Linked DNA regions of Homo sapiens: region 2 is linked to region 1. The links are chromatin loops, found by intact Hi-C in ENCODE. Cell type or tissue: prostate gland. All regions are shown on one strand. Links, peaks and the distances in the headings refer to the core of each region. The heading gives the core; the rest is flanking DNA.

The links. A loop is a pair of places that touch in the nucleus more often than their neighbours do. Peaks named below come from ENCODE experiments on the same cell type or tissue, not always from the same donor. Only the 100,000 strongest peaks of a DNase experiment are listed, where the experiment ranks them.
Region 2: it touches region 1 in a loop (2.2-fold over the local background); 19 of 110 quality-filtered maps call a loop at or near these places.

Annotation. Positions count from the first base shown.
Region 1 is chr10:115,945,744-115,951,128 of GRCh38, reverse strand. It overlaps ATRNL1 (attractin like 1), which reads right to left. Exons shown (of 29, transcript NM_207303.4): 29 at 2,130-5,385. Among named protein-coding and RNA genes, the nearest start is that of SNORD158, 250 kb to the left of the region's middle. In prostate gland, for the core only: a CTCF peak has its summit at 2,448; no DNase peak of the experiment used is centred there.
Region 2 is chr10:116,292,424-116,297,808 of GRCh38, reverse strand. No RefSeq gene overlaps it. Among named protein-coding and RNA genes, the nearest start is that of GFRA1, 22 kb to the right of the region's middle. In prostate gland, for the core only: no CTCF peak of the experiment used is centred there; no DNase peak of the experiment used is centred there.

The DNA.
Region 1 (5,385 bases), core at 141-5,140:
AATCTTGAAAAGCACAACTCTAAATCACCAGGCAACACATAGCATTGGTTCCGATTGCAGTTTAATTATTTGGGAACTGTGGCACATAGAAGCACTTTAGTATTACCCCAACAACAATAAAAAATCAAGGAAAAAATCAACGCTCATGATTCACTGAATTTAAACCTGGACCTTTTCATAGTAAAAGGAGAGAACATTTAACTATGATCTACTTATTTCAACAACAACAAAAACTCATCACAAAACCTACATGAGTTAGCATTTTTATCCCCGCTTACTCAGAAATTTAGATAACCGGCCCATGGCATTAAAAAAAAGAAAAAAAAAAACAACTCGGCATTTGAGTTAAAATTCGAGTATTTCTTCACACAGGACCTGTTCTAAGAAAACTTGTATGTCACTGGAAAGAACAAAATTTAAAATATCTTTGGGCAATAGAGGCTATAGAAACACAAAGAATTATAAAAGAATTTGCTCGGTAATGCTATTTTCCTAGGCAGATTTTCTAGAGTGAGATTTCCTGACTGTGCACACAGCCAGGCTAAAGAAACTCATGTTTAAACAACTATCTTCCCTGAGTGAATACCACTCAGGCCAGATACTACTTCTGCCAAAAATAACCAGAAAATGCCACTTCTGCCAAAAATAACCAGAAAATACCACTTCTGCCAAAAGTAACCAGAAAATACCACTTCTGCCAAAAATAACACGGGTTAAAGCTTTTGACGGTGAGAATATAGTGTTTCTGCAATGGTCTTTCAGGGGTTTGGTTTCTTGTTCAATTAAAACTACTCTGCACCCAATCCCTGAAGTGGGAGAAGGTTAGAATGGGGGTGGGGGGTGGGGGGTGTAGTTTACAGAAGCTCATTTAAAATTATACTGTTGTTTCATATTTGGAAAACAAAACAATAGTAGCTATTTTCATAGTAGGGCTGGAGAAGGTAAAGCTTGATAATCTCTTGGCTGCCATGGCCATGCCAGGTACCCTGATTCTAAACAAGCGAGGAAGCATGTAAGAATCTGGAGCAGGAATTGTGTGTTTACCAAAAGGGTTATAGGTTGGAGCTGAAAGAACGCCTATCACGCACATCCGCCACTCACAGGTGATTTCTCTGAGCAAATCCTTTTAGGCCAGAGAAAAGTCAGTTTTAAGCTAAACTTTCCAAATCTCCTTACAGCCACTGATCCACCATCAAAAAGCTGAAAAGGAGAGTGTGCAAGGCTTAGATATTCACAGAGCAGCTGCTGCTGTCTGTGGCGAGAGTCCACCCAACAGCCCTCTACCTACTTTGGGCGCATCTTCATCCAGGACCCTCGAAAAGCTTCTCTTTCTTCTCTGATGTTCCTGGGAGGCGGCAGCCAGGCTGGGCATGTTTCTCAAGGTTCGGTGGTCCTCTTCTTCCCAGCCCCTTCCTGGCCTGGCCTCTTGGAGGTGCGACGGGGAGGAGACCACCATTCCAACCTCTGGAGCACAGGCAGGGCCGGCCTCAGGGTTAGGCCTCAGGTCAGGGTCCTGGAAGAGCCTGCTTGAGGCCCTGAGCCCAGAAGGTATCCCAGGTGCTGGGCCCAGGTGGTGTGGGGGGAGGGGGTTGGAGAGAAGAGAGAAGTTTAGATCCTCCTTGGTTTTCTTCTCGGTGAGACCTTACAGAGGCCTAGCAGAGCAGTGCCACTGAAAGAAGGCTGGGCCCCAGATGGCCACATAAGGACCAAGCCCAGAGCTTACCAGAGAACCTGCAGGCTTTTCCCAGAAGAGTCAGCTATGCCAGAGCTGCCCTGGTCTCAGATAGCTGACTTTTATTCTAAGTAAGAGCAATTTCTATAACACATGTCCTGTGGCGTAGACCCTCATTATAGCTAGATTCTTAGCTGCTGGGCCTTGTGAGTTTTGCCTTTAATTCTCAGGAACATTCCAAGTGCTCAGCAAGCCCCTCACAGAGAACGTACAGGAAAGGTCAATGCAAATCTGGTGAAGAGAAAAAGAGGGGGAAATGTATTTTGAATGTCAAAATTCAATAACAAACTATATAATCACCTCTTCGATGGAGAGGGGCTTTTTCAAGTTCTCAGAGTGCTTTTTCCTGTGTGACCACGAAAGGATAAAACACAAACAAAAACAAAACAAAACTGCATTTGGCAGTGGGGGTTGGAAGAGCCAATGTTTTTATTTAATAAAGTCCTGATTAACAGCATATTATAACATAAAATGTTGGCTTTCTAAAACGGGCTTGAACTTTTACACAATCTTTTGAACACTGGCATGCACACCTGTGTACATATATACTGATAGGAGCTCTGGTTCTAATTCTTAATTTCAAAAAATTTTGATAAAACTAAAATGTTAAATGTACACTCTAATGAAATCACTGCTATAACTAACACCAACCAGATGGCTTGTATTCCTTGGAAAATTCTTTAAAGCATTTTGAATTAGAGTAATAACTTTGTTATTTAGAGAACTCCCTCTAATGGTCGATTAAAGGCAGCACTTTGACCCAATGCAGTGTTTCCCTAATTTGCCTAATGGTAAGAAGCACTGAGGAGCTTGTTAAGAGTACTGCTCTCCAGGGCCTACCCCAGTGTTTCTGAATCTAAATCTCTAGAGGTGAAAGTGGGAATCTGCCTGAACCCAAGCAATTCCTGTAATCAGGTAAGTTTCCAAGCTCACTCTAGTATACGGCAAATGGGTTTTGAAACTCGACATTTAAAAAGACCATAGGTGGGTAGAATTAGTTCATTTGGTCAGTTTTCATTTTACAATCTTTTTTAAATATAAGACACCTTTCAAATCATAGTTTTATGTTCACTGAGAAAAGATGTATCATGTATAACCACAAAATGTAAGCACTGACCCTGTCTTGCCTAGTTTGTACGTGAAAGGTGATCATTGATGCTCTTGTCTCAATGTCATCAGTCAGTAATTTTAAGAAAAACTCTCCTAAAACTATAGATTTAAGAAGAGTTTAAGTCTTTATTGACTAAATGTCAAAGTCGTTTTGTAGAAATCCCTATATCTTAGAAATACAGGAACTTAAGTTATTCAGGGAGTCTTTTTGAAAAACCTGATTGACCTTTACCTACGACCAAAAGATGGATGAAAATTAATAGGTGGATTCATAAAACAACTGGTAGAAAAAGAGTGGCCTGGTGTCCCCACGGTTGTTAATACCAGCTACGCTGCATCAAGGTCCCACTGTGGGAGCTTTCTGTGTGTTACCATCTAGCCTCGCAATGCCTCGAAAGGTGGGCACCATTACCGCCCTTTACAGATGGAAGGCTGAGGCTTCAAAGGTGAAACTTACCCAGCACCACACACCTGAAAGCTGGGTCCAGTGCCCGTTTTCCAGCCTGTGTGCCAGTGTGCACCCTAAATGACCTTATACCATGAACTGTAGCCATACAGTCACCTCTATCTTACTGCAGCTAAAAGAAGATGAGATGTTGGGAAGTACAGCAAGGATCAATTACCTTTTTAAATACGAACTATTTGAAGTTTTCCTACTGAACATAACACTATAGTATACGGCATCTCTGTGTATCACTAAAACAAATTTTCATTTAAAGAATTATGAGAATCCTAATCCTCTTAAAATTTATTAGCTGAATCTGTAAGTATGTGCAAATTCTTTTCCAATAGGAATTTTCTAGTTCAAATAGAATCCCCAGGTTAATTTTTAAAACTCCATTGTATTTAACCATTTTTTTTTCATACTTGGCAGAATAAAACATCCTAAAAATCTAAGGAATTTTTCAAAGTCATTCTAAACTGAAATGTTTAGAATTCCATTAAGGTTAGTTTTCAAGAGGATCAGCCATTTAACTGCGAAATTCTGGGAAAGTATCTGCATATTTGTGTGGTTTGATTTAAAAAAAATGAAAGCATCCAAATTTAAAGTGTCTGGAATGTAGGGGGAAAAACCAACAGATTCAAAGTGATTATCCTTGATCCTTGATGTCTTTTCAATCCACTTCACCTGAGGGCAAAGAATTTACTGCCAGTGAAAAGCTTTGATACGTTGAGAATTAATTGCATAATTAGCCACAGAGTTAGCAATATGTGGCCCAGAAAGGTATAGCATGACTTTAACTAAACATCACATTGTGTCTCATAATTCTCTACAATTTGAATTTTCAAGTTTTAAGAACCCAGTGGGATTTGAGGTGAATAAAACTTGATAATTCTTCCACAGTAATACTATCTGCTTAGCCTCCCTAAAAATATAGCTTATATAGATTTTACATCTAAATCTGTATGTTTTTGTATTTTTATTGTTATGCTTTCTCTTGTGACAATTGTTAGAGAAATACATTGGGCAATCACTTTTTAAAAAATGATTATATCTTTGTAATCATTAGTTTCATCAATTTATTTTTTCATGAGAGAAGTCAATATTTAGAGGGTCCAAAAGAAGCTAATAAAATTACTTGATTGTTTTTAGGAGATATTTACAAACTTAGCTCATTCCTTTAATGAGAGAGAAAATATCACAGGGAAGTAGAAACAACCAGTGGCCTCCCCCTCCAAAAAAACCCCACAGATTATAGATAAAATTACTAAAATTACTCTAAGAATTTGTCTTATTTTTAATGCATGGAAAATAGCAAAATTATCATGCCAACATGAGGAATATATACTATAATTCATAAATGCCTAATTATCAAAATAATGACATAGTCATGGTTAGATGCAACCTAGAAATCTTATATAAGATGCAACTACATATTGTATGATCATTCCTCTTATATATGACATTCAATCCTCATCAAATTCAGCTATGTATAAATGGCATTATGAAATAAACACTTAATATCACAATAGGGTCATAGTCTGCTACTGTACAACCATGGCATGCAAGTAACTATGCATTAGCTGTAAACAGTAAAGTGTCATAACCTTCCAGAAATCCAAAGAATGTGAAAAGTACATATATAGTACTAAACATCAATTGTATTTAAAGGACCTTCATATTTAACAAAGCTATATCATATACAGCAGCTTTGGAGATTTCTGTCACTGTTATACATATCTTGTCACCCTGAAGTGAGGAAACTGCAATTCCAAACTATATCTGTTAATGCTACTGAGCTTTAGTGAACTGTGGTCAGTATTAGGATGTAAATGATTCTGTGTTCTAATGTGAAGTATGTTTTATTTTTCCTTTCTGCCATAATTCAGAATTTTGAGTCACTAAGAGTGTGCTGACTGTGGGCAACCATGGACATATTTTCTAAACCACAGACTTTTTCTCAGGACATGGATGCGCTCGTGTTGGGAAGAAGACTCCTGTTGATGCTTGCCAGCCAGTGCTCTTCTCTACTTGTATTCTAGGTGGAACAGTTGGCAGGAAGGAACTCAGGTCATCTTGAGAGATGTCGCCTCTAAAATAC
Region 2 (5,385 bases), core at 233-5,232, 350 kb before region 1:
ACTCATTTCTCGTGTTTGATCTTAGCCCAAATATAAATATAGTGTGGAAAGTTATCTTTAGCCATTTCTAAGTATCACCAGTGTTTTCAGTTGGTAATCATAAGAGCAGCCTATGATTACTTTCAAAACCTTTCTCTGCCCTCATCAAATATACCGTCCTCTCCACAAACACACAGGGATAGTATTTTTTTTTAAAAAAAACCTTCTTCCCTACAGGTTTGGGGTTTGAAATAACTGAGTACTCTGAGTAATGAATCCTTACAAAGGACAGCTGAGTTTAGCATGCCCAAGGGAAAAAGAAGGTCAAAGTGTTGCCACCCAAGAATCCTGGGAGCTTCTTCAAAGAAAGGAAGGAAGACCTTAGACTCTTCATGAGGGATGAGATGTTCTCAGGCTTTTCAAGAGGATACAGGATTTAGGCTGGACAGGCCAGCTTGACTGTAATAATTGCTGCCTGAAAGAGAGGAACACCCTTCTAAAAGGATGACTACACTTTGGGAGACAGAAAGGTAGTCTGGAGTCTGTTCTTTCACTGACTCAAAAGTACAGTTCAATTACTTTACTTTGCAGACATCATTTTTAAAAATCACATTGAGCAATTTAGTGTTCACATTTTAATTGAGGACCTAGTGTATGATGGTGTGATAGACATGTGAAAGGGGCATTTGAGTTGGATCTTGAAAGATGGGTAAGACAGATGGAGAAAAGAACGTGAAGCAAAGGGAATAACATAGACAAAAGGTAGAAACATAGATAGATATACAGGAAGCAGTGGAGTGAGTAGTCCAGTACATGTGGCATATCAGATATATGGAGTAGAGAAGTTGAAGTTAGGACTGGAAAAGTTGGAGCCAAACAGAATTTGAACTTTCCTCTACAGACAACCAGAAGCAACTGAATGTTCTCTGGTAGGAGAGCCAGAATCCTAGTTCAAGTCTAGGAAGGTCATCCCCGCAATGAGGGTAGGGGCCAACTGGAAGGAAAAGGCCAGGAGGAAGGGAGTGAGGGCATGATTGGAGTGGGCAGGTGGAACGAAAAGAAGGGGAGCAATAAAGGAGGAGTGGCAGAAGTGAAACTGTCAGGCTCAGCAGCTGCCTGAGTGGGGGATGCAGTAGACACAAGAGGGCTGAGCCTGGGTAATAAGAGGATGGCCGGAGGCAATGAATTCGATTCTGGACATCATGACTTAAAGTTTCTGGTGTGACATTTACAAGAGTCTGGCAGACAGCTGAAAATTTAGACCTGGACCTTGGAAGAGAAGACGGAGAGAAGATAAAGATCTGGGAGTCAAAGACGAGGAGGTGAGAGTTGAAGCCGTCAAAATGGATGAGATCATCAAGGAAAAACCATATGGAGGGAGGACAGAGGTTGAGCACACAGGAAGCTGAACCAGGACGGAAACAAGAAAATAAAAAAGAAGTACTTTGAAAGGCTAGGGAGTGCCAGAGAAATGCTATGTAATGATCAGGACTTGGAGAATAAAACACGAGGAGGTAGAGGGGCCAAGATTTGAGTCCAGGCTCTCTGGCTCCAAAGTCTTTAAACATTACACTATGCCATGTCTCTAAGAAAAAGCTCCATAAACGTCACTGCTATTAATGTTCTTATAAATAATACAGAAAAAGAGGACAGGCCTGGGAAAGGGAGGTGGGAGGACAGGGAATAGCTTTACCTACTTCTCAGTTTGAGCTAAGGGCAGCCCAGAACCCAGCTGTTGGCCAGCTGTAATGTAACCTTTTTTGAGTCTCTGCCTCCTGTCAGATGTAAAGATTGGACCTGTCACTGGCTGGGTGCGGTGGCTCATGCCTGTAACCCCAGCACTTTAGGAGGCCAAGGTGGGCAGATCACCTGAGGTCAGGAGTTTGAGACCAGCATGGCCAATATGGCTAAACCCCGTCTCTACTAAAAATACAAAAATTAGGCCGGGCACAGTGGCTCACGCCTGTGATCCCAGCACTTTGGGAGGCCGAGGCAGGCGGATCACGAGGTCAGGAGATGGAGACCATCCTGGCTAACACGGTGAAACCCCGTCTCTACTAAAAATACAAAAAGTTAGCCAGGCGTGGTGGCGGGCGCCTGTAGTCCCAGCTACTCGGGAGGCTGAGGCAGGAGAATAGCGTGAACCCGGGAGGCACAGCTTGCAGTGAGCCAAGATAGCGCCACTGCACTCCGGCCTGCGCGAAAGAGCAAGACTCCCTCTCAAAATAAATAAATAAATAAAAATACAAAAATTAGCCGGGCATGGTCACGCGCCCCTGTAGTCCCAGCTACTCGGGAGGCTGAGGCAGGAGAATCACTTGAACCCCAGAGGCAGGGGTTGCAGTGAGCCGAGATCACACCACTGCACTCCAGCCCGGGTGACAGAGTGAGAGACTGTCTCAGAAAAAAAAGAATAAATAAATAAATAAACAAAGATTGGACCTGTTGATCACTAAGGTCTCTTTCAGCATAAGTTGAGGGATAATATTAGAACCTACCTCATAAGATTGAATAAAGTAAAGTATATAAACTACTTAGCAAAGTATGTGGACACAGTACACACTCAATAGATAGTGGTAGCTGTTTTTACCATGTAATGATGAATAATTATATAATACCTAAATGGGTAGATAGTTGAACTCTCTGATGTTTTTGGTAGTTAACAGTGTTTGTCCTATACAAATAGCAACCACATAAGGTTCAACTTACAACTAATATGATAATTAGAATATTAGATTGAACCATATGAAACTGCAATTTGGGAGATCAAAAATGGTCAAGTGTTGGCAATTTCATGTGGTTCAAATTAATCAAAACAATATGTTCTTGGCAACATTGAATTAATCCAAAGAGCTGAGTAATTAACACTTGTTATATTGGGTAATCACTTCACATGGGCAATTGCTTGCTTCACAAATTAGAAGGCTCTCCCTAATTATGTGTCATACAATAATCTGCATAATATCATCGCACTCCATTCCACAAACAGTTATGAAGCTTCCCTATTGTGCCAGGTATGGAGAGATGAATAAGAGACCAGATGCCTGCCACAGCATGGACTTGCTTCAGAGCAGAGTGCTCTGGTGACTGACTCCGCACCTCAGGTTGTGTCCTTTTAGAAACAAGAAATCACTGGAAGTAGATTGCTGCACATGATCATTTTCTTATGTTGATAATTCCCAGATTTTTTTAAAAATTCATTTTTTAGCAGTGCCAGTGACATACCAGGAGTGATATATGAGGTAGCATCAGACAGTGGAGGGAAGTTGTTGCATTGCTGGCTTTAGTCCTGGTTCCATAAGACGCAGCCCAGAACAAGCTGAAATGAAGCCTTTGCACTTGATTTTGATTTTCTGACATACACTGTAAACCCATTCTGTCCAGACTTCTCGAGTCAGCCCCATAAAATGACAGGATTTAAAAATTTATATAGTATTATACTCACCAGAAACAATATGGTTTAAGTTACAGTACATCAGCCAAATTTCATTTTTGCATTTGGGGAGAATCACAGGACTTTGCAAACTCCTTTCTCTGTCTTTCCAAGTCTTCTCTCTTGACTTCTTAGCCTCTCCCTTCACTTTGCTATTTCTGCTTCCCCTAGTTTACAAAGAATTTGACTTCAACTGAAGTTTCTCTAAAAGTAAGTGTTCCAATTAAATGTAGGCCAAAAAACTGGGAATCACTGGGCCATTATGTGTCATACAATAATCTGCATAATATCATCGCACTCCCAGGAAGTCAGTTCCCGAGAATCTATAGAAATAAACAGATTCAAAATTTTTCTTGAATTCCTTCCCATGAAAGCCAGCGAAGCAAGTAACTGGGACATGATTTAGCTCTCAGAAATGATAGATGGGAGATAAGCAGGTATATGTGAGCTTCAACATAAACAACTTTGGTTGCAAGAATTTTCTCCCCAAAATGACCAAATATGAAATTATTTTCAAAAAGGTTATTCCAGAAGAAGATGTTTCAAAGTCATTGAAAATAATAGTTTAAGGCTCATCTTTTTTTTACTGACTGCTTTGTTTAAGTCACGCTCTTTCTCTGGAAGAGAAGGGAAAGAAAGAGCCTTTCAAATTTAAGTTAAAACTTCCTCCTTCCTTTTCCTCTGCATCCCTTGTTTTCTACCCTCTTCCTCTCTCCTTACCTACAAGGTAATCAAATCAATACAAGGTAGACTATGATATCAGCTACGTTAAGTGATGTAAATATTCAGAAAAGTGTTCTCCTGAATGCTTTCTTCAAAGCACTCATTAGGTGTCAATCTGAGTCACTGGGCTTGTCAACGCACAAACTACAAAAAATGTCTACTAGTCTTCTTGGATTCCATAGCCCACACTAAGCAGTCTCTTTTTCTCAAGAAGCACAGGGTATTCAACTTCTCTCTGCCTGATATTTAATCTGGTTTGCCCTTCCAGATCGGAGTACTCACACTTCCAAGAAGGGCTTTTTCTGAAGAATGAATGACAAGCTTCTCAAAGATTTTTGAAACTCCTTTCCTTTGAAAATAAAGTAAATGTTTTATTTGCAGTATTTTGTTTTTATATTAAATCATCATTTTGCCACCTACTTGCTCTGACACAGAAGTGTGTTTATTTTAAGCAAATGGTAACTCAAGTTTGCTTCTTTCCAAATTGCTCTTCCATGAATCATGTTCATTTATTTGTCCAATCATTGAATGTTTATTGGGTATCTATTTTACTATGTAGTGTTCAGTACATGATATACTGTGAGTTATTCAATGCTGGAGGTTACTCAGCGCTAATGCTGAGAGGTATTCAAAGATAAAGATTAAGAAATGGTTCCTACCTTCAAGAAACTTGTACTCTGATAAGGTAAAATAATAATTTTAATACAAGGTAGACTATGATATCAGCTACGTTAAGTGATGTAAATATTCAGAAAAGTGTTCTCCTGAATTTCTTTGAGACCTCTGCAGTCTAAACCTTTTATCTTTGAATTGCACTTTAAAATTATGTATCATTAGATGTTCTTTTCATAGTATCAGGCTTTTAAAAAGTAATTTAGTCATAAATGACTTCCTCTATCTTCCCTCTCAAAGAACCACAGCTTTCTATCAATGTGTCAAGATAACTCTTACAGCTTTGATGAACTTTGGTAAATATGCAAGTCATCCTTAAACATGGAAACCCAGAAATCAATGGTAGCAAAAAGATAGGTTAACAGTTGAAATAAAGAATGCCTTAAAAACTCAGCAATGATCACCAGTGGTAAATTCCATCACTTACAGAGGAGGAAAAAGAATTCTCATGCCATCAGTTCAGGAGCCTACAGATAAGTGTGTAAGTATTAATTATTTGATGTTCTTAGGGATCAGCACAGAGAAAAATTATTGACAAGTGATATATGTGGATTTTGTAAAACAATTAACAAAATTAT